Regions from separate parts of the Homo sapiens genome. Here all the other regions are linked to region 1. Evidence: chromatin contacts called from ENCODE Hi-C or POLR2A ChIA-PET data. All regions are on one chromosome and are shown on one strand. The core of a region is the stretch at or near the end of the contact, and the rest is flanking DNA. Distances in the headings are between cores, read along the strand shown. Region 1 overlaps CERS6 (ceramide synthase 6). Region 2 overlaps STK39 (serine/threonine kinase 39). Region 3 overlaps STK39 (serine/threonine kinase 39).

Evidence for each region. A loop is a pair of places that touch in the nucleus more often than their neighbours do. ChIA-PET counts read pairs that join two places held with the same protein, here RNA polymerase II (POLR2A). Pooled maps may share reads with other maps.
Region 2: a loop to region 1 is called in a pooled map, with 7 times the contacts of the local background. The contact joins two enhancer-like sites. A Hi-C loop is called at or near these places in 10 of 50 pooled maps. POLR2A ChIA-PET finds 5 or more read pairs at or near these places in 2 of 52 experiments (activated CD4-positive, alpha-beta memory T cell and activated T-cell).
Region 3: a loop to region 1 is called in a pooled map, with 5 times the contacts of the local background. The contact joins two enhancer-like sites. A Hi-C loop is called at or near these places in 2 of 37 single-sample maps with no recorded cell type and 10 of 50 pooled maps. POLR2A ChIA-PET finds 5 or more read pairs at or near these places in 3 of 52 experiments (activated CD4-positive, alpha-beta T cell, activated CD4-positive, alpha-beta memory T cell and activated T-cell).

Annotation. Positions count from the first base shown.
Region 1 is chr2:168,489,354-168,491,900 of GRCh38, reverse strand. All of the region lies in intron 1 of CERS6 (ceramide synthase 6), which reads right to left. Among named protein-coding and RNA genes, the nearest start is that of CERS6, 34 kb to the right of the region's middle. RefSeq lists an enhancer at 1,326-1,715. Within about 2 kb of position 1,265, at least 9 of the 41 ENCODE cell types and tissues checked have a DNase peak (open chromatin) inside an H3K27ac peak, as active enhancers do.
Region 2 is chr2:168,194,046-168,196,592 of GRCh38, reverse strand. The region is part of intron 1 of STK39 (serine/threonine kinase 39); the gene reads left to right. Among named protein-coding and RNA genes, the nearest start is that of STK39, 52 kb to the left of the region's middle. Within about 2 kb of position 1,277, at least 9 of the 41 ENCODE cell types and tissues checked have a DNase peak (open chromatin) inside an H3K27ac peak, as active enhancers do.
Region 3 is chr2:168,222,460-168,225,006 of GRCh38, reverse strand. All of the region lies in intron 1 of STK39 (serine/threonine kinase 39), which reads left to right. Among named protein-coding and RNA genes, the nearest start is that of STK39, 24 kb to the left of the region's middle. Within about 2 kb of position 1,271, at least 2 of the 41 ENCODE cell types and tissues checked have a DNase peak (open chromatin) inside an H3K27ac peak, as active enhancers do.

The DNA of each region.
Region 1 (2,547 bases), core at 16-2,515:
CAGCAAACTAACACAGGAACAGAAAACCAAACACCACATGTTCTCACTCGTAAGTGGCAGCTGAACAATGAGAACACATGGACACAGGGAGGGAAACACACACTGGGCCTGTTGGGGGGTGAGGGGCTAGGGGAGGCGATAGCATTAGGAGAAATACCTAATGAGTTGATGGGTGCAGCAAACCACCATGGCACGTGTATACCTATGTAACAAACCTACACGTTCTGCACATGTATCCCAGAGCTTAAAGTATAATTTTTAAAAAAAAGAGAAGCTAGAAAACTTGAACACTATTAACCATAGTTCCATAGTTAACCCTAAGGAGTCAGTTTCTACTTTCTTACTGTGTCTACTTTCCTATTGTTTAAAGTATTTACAATAAGCATTTATCACTTTCATTATTGAAAAAAAAACAAAGATTAGAAAAGAACAAATAGCACAGAAAATATACTAATATGATAAGTGGCAGGATTACAGTTGTTTTGCTGACTCCTAAATATAAAGTCAAATATAAAGAAGCCAAGACTGTCACTTGGAAATGATTAAGTTCAAAGTAAAAACTAAGACTGCTTTTAATGAAAAACAGCCAAACATGGGCGCAAAGCCCTATATGAACAAAGGAAGAAGCACTCCTTAGTTTTAAGTATTTTTAACCTAATCCTCTTTCCTTCCTCATATTCTTCTTTTGCAGATGTGGTAACCCTGTTTTCTTTCAAACAGTCATTTGGAAAGAGAAGCTGACAATGGCAGTTTGCTGGAGCCAGGTCACAGACTCCATCCTCAGCGTGACTGTCAACTGCCTGCAGACAATGAGGCTCTTCCCTCACCTCTTTGGCACTCCTTGCTTCTAGGCTTCCCAGTTCTTTTGGGACTTTCGTTTTTCCCCTCAGAAAATGTTACCTGCCTCCCCAAAGTATGAATACAAAGTACATCTCACAAAACAGTGAAAAGAAGAAAATTGCTGTTTTAAGTTAGCCCGATGTCAAAGTGTCACTTGGTAGCAAAATATGGATCTTCTTTGCAAACTCTGCGGGGAAGGTCTGTTGACATTATACACACTATCATCATATATTCTCTCCTTTGAGGTATAGACGTACTTTGTAAAGCAGAAACAAAAGAAAAGCAGGGAGCCCCAGTTCCTCTCTGATAGTAAGCCCAGTAGAGCCTCTCTCTCTCTCTCGCTTTTTAAAACTAAAAGCTCTGGCCACAAAAAGAGCTGAGTGCCTGGGACAGAGATGAGCAACAAAGGGAAGTATGGGTTGTGACCTGAGTGAGAAAAGTCATATCCTGTAAACTTAGCAGAAGCATGTGCTCGATACTCAACAGCTACCAAAATAATACAAAGAGCAACAACTGAGGACTGAAATGTTAACAAGGTGAATTCTGGAGGAGTCAAATGTAAAGAAATGATCTACAAGGAGATGAGTTTCCAGTTTTGTTTTGTTTGGTTTTGTTTTTTCTTTTATTCTGGCAGCTATGTCCTGGAGCAGGACCCAGTCACAGAGCCCCACTATACAGCAGAGCAGCAGGACAGCAGCCTGAGCCACTCATACTCCAGGAAACCCAGTCTTTATGACCACAGGAACCTGGAAAAGGAGCCCTCACAGGCCAAAGAGGATGGGGGAATCACGGAGAGAAAGAAAATGGAGAAGCGAATCCCCTAATTCTGAACATGAATCAGCACAATTCCTGGCTTCACCCTAAGCTGTGCATGCATGACACAGATCTAGAACAGTATAGCAACAGCTATAAGAACTGAACTAAGTCTAGAAACCACTGCCCCTGAGAGGCACACACGGGACAGACCCAGAGTTGCATCACAAAGGCTTTGAAACCTGAACTGAGATTAGTACCACTTGCCACAAGAAGGTGAGACAGAAATATAACCTGAATCTAGCTGGGTTTATTGCCTGCTAAAAGAAATTTTAAAAGATCAACATTATTTAGAAGATTAGAACAGGACCCAGAATCTATACCACATAACATACACAATGTCCAGGATACAATCCAACATCATTCCACATACGAAGAACTAGGAAAATATGATCAGTTCTTAGGGAAAAAAGCAATCAGATTCCAACTCTGAGAAACCCAAAGGACAAATATTATAAATATCCTCCATGGTGATATGGAATGAATGGAAAGACAGAAGTTCTCAACAGAAAAATTAAAACTAGAAAAACAAGTGCATATTGTGGAAATAAAAATATAATATCTGAAATAAATTCATGGGATAGCTCAAGTCAAAATATATATATAACCGAAGAAAGAGTAAGTGAACTTGAAGAGTCAGTGAAATGATCCAATATGAGGAACAAAGAAAAAAAAATTTGTTGAGACAAATGAGCTGAGCCTCAAAGACCTGCAGGAAAATATCACAAAGTTCTAGCATTCATGTCACTGGTTTTCCAGAAAAAAAAAAAAAAAAATTGGTGGAGAAACTATTTGAAGAAATAATAGCCCAAAACTTCCCACTCATTAAAAGACACAAATTTACAAATGCAAGAAGTTCACAAACCCCAAACAGAATAAGCTCAAAAATAGTCA
Region 2 (2,547 bases), core at 28-2,527, 300 kb after region 1:
CCTCTGCCTCCCAGGTTCAAGCAATTCTTCTGCCTCAGCCTCCCGAGTAGCTGGGATTACAGGCATCCGCCCTGCTAATTTTTTGTATTTTTAGTAGAGATGGTGTTTCACCATGTTGGCCAGCCTGGTCTTGAACTCCTGACCTCAGGTGATTCACCTGCCTTGGCCTCCCAAAGTGTTGGGATTACAGGCGTGAGCCACCACACCCAGCCATTTATGATACTTTTAAATCCATATCCCCTCTCACATAAAATGTAAACTCTAGGAAGGCAGATACTTTTTGCTCTGAGCTTCCTTTCTACCACCCTAAATAGCACATGGCACATACTAGAAGCTCAGTGAAATATGTTCAATGAATAAACAAGTACATATTCTTCATTATTGTATAAGATGTAAATTGAGGTGATCATGTAAACCATAAATTGAGGTTCTTTGCAACTCCAAGATGCTATTATTCTTAGTGTGAGGAAGGCATTATTATAATTATTACACATAATCAGTAGATCATATGTGTTTGATAACTTCTTCCCACTCCATTCCCATTTATAGTGGTAGAATTCCTTTCTTTTCCTTTTGAAATGGAGTTTTGCTCTTGTAGCCCAGGCTGGAGTGCAATGGCACGATCTTGGCCCACTGCAATCTCCACCTCCCAGGTTCAAGCAATTCTCCTGCCTCAGCCTCCTGAGTAGCTGGGATTACAGGTGCCCGCCACCACGCCCATCTAATTTTTTGATTTTTAGTAGAGATGGGGTTTTGCCGTGTTGGCCAGGCTGGTCTTGAACTCTTGACCTCAGATGATCTACCGACCTAGGCCTCCCAAAGTGCTGAGATTACAGGCGTGAGCCACCTCGCGCAGCCAATAGTGGTGGAATTCTTACACTCATCCATTCATTTTGTTCTTGTTACTCTAACTGGATGGACTTAAGTATTATCTTTGGCATGTAACAAAGTGCAGCTAATTGACACATCAGGAGACTGAATCTGAATCTTGGGCTTTTACAGAGATTGAATCTGAATTTTGGGCTTTTACAGGATTTTCATTCACATACTGTAGCTAGTAGGCTACAGCTTAGAGTTGAAACTGAAAAGCATGGCCACCGACCAGACTTTATTAAATTATGTGCAGGAGAATTATCTTGGCAGCAAATGAGGCAAATCAATGGTAGGTAACTGTCTTTTGGTGGTTTTGTTTTGAGACATGGTCTTGCTCTGTTGCCCAGGCTGGAGTGCAGTAGTGCCATCGTGGCTCACTGCAACCTCAACTTCCTCTGCTCAAGCGATCTTCCCACCACAGCCTTCCAAGTAGCTAGGACTACAGGTATGTGCCACCATGCCTGGCTAATTTTTAAAAAAATTTTTGTAGGGACGGGGTCTCATTTTGTTGCCCAGGTTATGTCTTCTGAGAGCTTAGAGTTCAAGGTAGAAACGTTAGTTACAAAAACTTGACAACGAGGATGTAAAAGTGAATACTTCCTATCATTTGAGTAAATGAAAGAGAGAGGAAATAAAGTTCATCTGTGAAAATGTCAATTTAACAAGTACTTATCAATCTAATCAGCCTAGCTGTTAAAAAAAATGTAAATGTGTGACTGTAAGTCATATTGAAACTCATGCTATCCTAAGCAGCTCTCCATCTGCTTCTAGTTAGAGATGTGTCATACATCTGGGGACCTGGGCCTCAGGCTGTGAGAAAGTAGTTTCAATTAAAAAAAAATCAATACTTGTAATGGTTTTCTTTCTTATAATATCATACCCAGTAACTTGTATAGGTTGAATTTAGACATAGCGTTATAAAGTTTATTTAATGTGAGTATGACTGGAGGCTCAACATAAGTTGAATAACAGCAGATGCAATCAGCTGGCTGTTCAGCTTTGTTTATATCTTTACCCATAATGTTTGAGGTATCATGTTTTCTGGATTAATAAAATAAATTTCCAGATAAATAAAGTCCAACTTAATTTCAATCCTAGGTGCTGGAAATAATTCTGAAATTTAATTATGCCTTTTGTACTAATTTCTACTAAGGCAGGCATTGTCTTCATCTTTCATTTGTAGTGAATTTCTGAAAAACCCACCCAAAAAATCAAATAATAAACTTACATGTTATGAGATAGAGGGAATGTTGAATCTTCATTTTTGTTTTTATTTTACTTTAATTAATTAATTTATTTTGAGACAGAGTCTCGCTCTGTTGCCCAGGCTGGAGTGCAGTGGCGTGATCTTGGCTCACTGCAACCTCTGCCACCCAAGTTCAAGCTATCCTCCCACCTCTGCCTTCCGAGTAGCTGAGACTACATGCCTGCACCACCATGCCCAGCTAATTTTTATTTTTATTTTTTAAATAGAGAAGGGGTTTCGCTGTATTGGCCAGGCTGGTCTTGAACTCCTGACCTCAAGTGATCTGCCTATGTCGGCCTCCCAAAGTGCTGGGATTACAGGCATGAGTCACCATGCTAGGCCAAATCTTCATTTTTGAATAGCCCGATACACATACATTTCTGAATTATTATTCTTTGGAGTGGATCTGCTCCTTCTGGATGCTTGCA
Region 3 (2,547 bases), core at 22-2,521, 270 kb after region 1:
TCAGAACCTCAAAGGGCAGTTTCCCTGTGACTTTTTAAAATGAGAACCATGTTCATGAAGTGCTGTCTTAGTTTCAGATCACTTGAAATGTAATCTGATTTGAGAGACAGTGTTTAAGCTCCTGTTTACCAAAAGGCTGTTTTGATTATCATTTTGCAGGAATTGTTGCTGGGTAAAAGACAAATGAACAACGTACTCAGAAGAGATGACCAAATGGTCTGATTTCATGTTGGAAAGTTTCTTCTGGTGGTCTTGAATCTGCGTTTTAATCTCCTTAAAAATGCCTTTTTAGCACATAAGCAAAATTAAACATTATTGTTTTATTAAAAACTATGCAGTGCTCCTTATTAGTTAGGAGAAAAATCTCTTAAATCCTTTTTGTTAAGGACATGTGTAATTTAAGGCTTTCATTTTGACAGCCTGGTTTCAGCTGACAGGTATGTTAATCTCTATTTGATTGCTTTGGTGAGGAGTTGAAAATCACCTAATGCCTGGCTTAGTGTGCATTTGTAAATGCGCTTTCTTTTGGTTTTCATTTCATGCAATAATGAAATGAATTTTCCTACTGTTATTTTGTTATAGATTGATGGTTTATCTGATTACCAGATTTAAATAAACAGTTGAACCATATTCCCTTTGACTGTGTCCCCTTGTTTATCCTTTTTTATTTGAATGCTGATGGGTCTTTATAAGCATTATTATCAGCATTATTATCAGTACATATGTATGTATAGAGCCTCTTCATCAGTTATCTTGTAGCATAACAGTGCTCTAAGAAAGCGATTTTTTTTTGTTGTTTGTTTTTTTAGTTTAAGAATTTCCTATTCTTTTCTATTTTGGTTTAATTTTCATTACTCTTTTCTTTCTCCCCTTATAAGTGCCAAAGTTTATGTGAATATGATTATATATAGAACATATGACTATATATAATCTTTTTTTCTTTATGTTTACAGAGGCAAAAGATATATTTGTGTGTTTATGTGTGTAAAGTAATACATGACAAAAGAAAAATTATGTGTAATAGAAGTAATTTGACTCTGGGGAGAATTTTACTTTACGTTTTGAGGTAGAGCAACCTTTAGAAAAAATATTCAAAGTCAAAATTCTGGGAGGGATTTTTTCCTCCATACCAGGAGGACTTTTAAAAGCAATTCAAGTCGACCAGATAATTCTGATACAAACATTTATGGAGCACCTGCCGTGTGCCAAGGACTGGACCAATTACTCAGCATACTTGATGCCTGATCCGTTCCTCATTCCTGCGAGGGTTGGTGTGATTATCTCAGTTTTACAAATCAGGAGGCAGAGACTTGGATGATCACAGTCAGTTGAAGGTCACGCAGCTGGATCTGAACCTAGTCTTGGCTGTTTGCAAAGCTGTCACCCTTGCTATGGTCCTCTTTGCCTCCTTCACTTTTGCTGTCTGACCTAGCTTTATGATTCTCAAACTTCAGGATAAGAAGTGAATTTTCTTTTCTTTTTTTTTTTTTTTTTTTGAGACGGAGTCTCACTCTGTCACCCAGACTGGAGTGCAGTGGCGCAATCTCGGCTCACCACAACTTCTGCCTCCTGGTTCAAGCAATTCTCCTGCCTCGCCCTCCCGATTAGCTGGGATTACAGTCACGTGCCACCACACCCGGCTAATTTTTTAGTATTTTTAGTAAAGACGGGGTTTCACCATGTTGGCCAGGCTGGTCTTGAACTCCTGACCTCAAGTGATCTGCCTACCTCAGCCTCCCAAAGTGCTGAGATTATAGGCATGAGCCACTGCGCCTGGCCAAGAAGTGAATTTCTAGAAGAAAGGTCCCTATTTTTAAAGTAGCATCACTTGGCAATTGGAGGAAACTCCAGGCAGACCCTGGTTCAGAGCCCAGTGGCATCATTTGCTAGCTTTATGACTGAGAGCCAGTTACTTGGCTCAGTGTGTTTTGTGGTGTTTCAGCACCAAATCTGGACCATCATATTGGCCTTGCAGAGTTGTTTTAAGGATTAAAGATCATGAATGTGCAATACATAGTAAATGACAATGATGATTATGATAATAGCAGTTAGCACTGAGGAGTTGTTATTACTTGTCAGCTCCTGGGCTAAATGCATTTCATATTTAGCTCATTTAGTCCATACAACAACCCAATGGACAGGTATTATTGTCTCTGTTTTACATGGAAAGAACTCAATGTGTGAAGTCTCTTGTTATTTATATTTTCCACATCAGTGTACCCCTCCATTGGTATGGCTAATTGAGAATTCACTGACTAGAGAATTCACCGTCATGCAATAAACATTAGTTAAGCACCTCCTATAGGGTAATTAAGATAGATAAAAGTTCTCTTTTCAAACCTTATATTTTAGTGATTACTTTTTACCTATTTATCCTCTAACTGGTTTTATTTGTGGTGTTAAAAAGGGATTAATCTTATGGTAGCTTAAGCACTTAAACATTTCACATACAGGGAAATCATGAATGGAAATGCTTACTTTCCAAACCACTTTTTATGTGTCTTCAAAATAATTAATGCTACTACATTGGTAAAAAGGCTCAGAAGA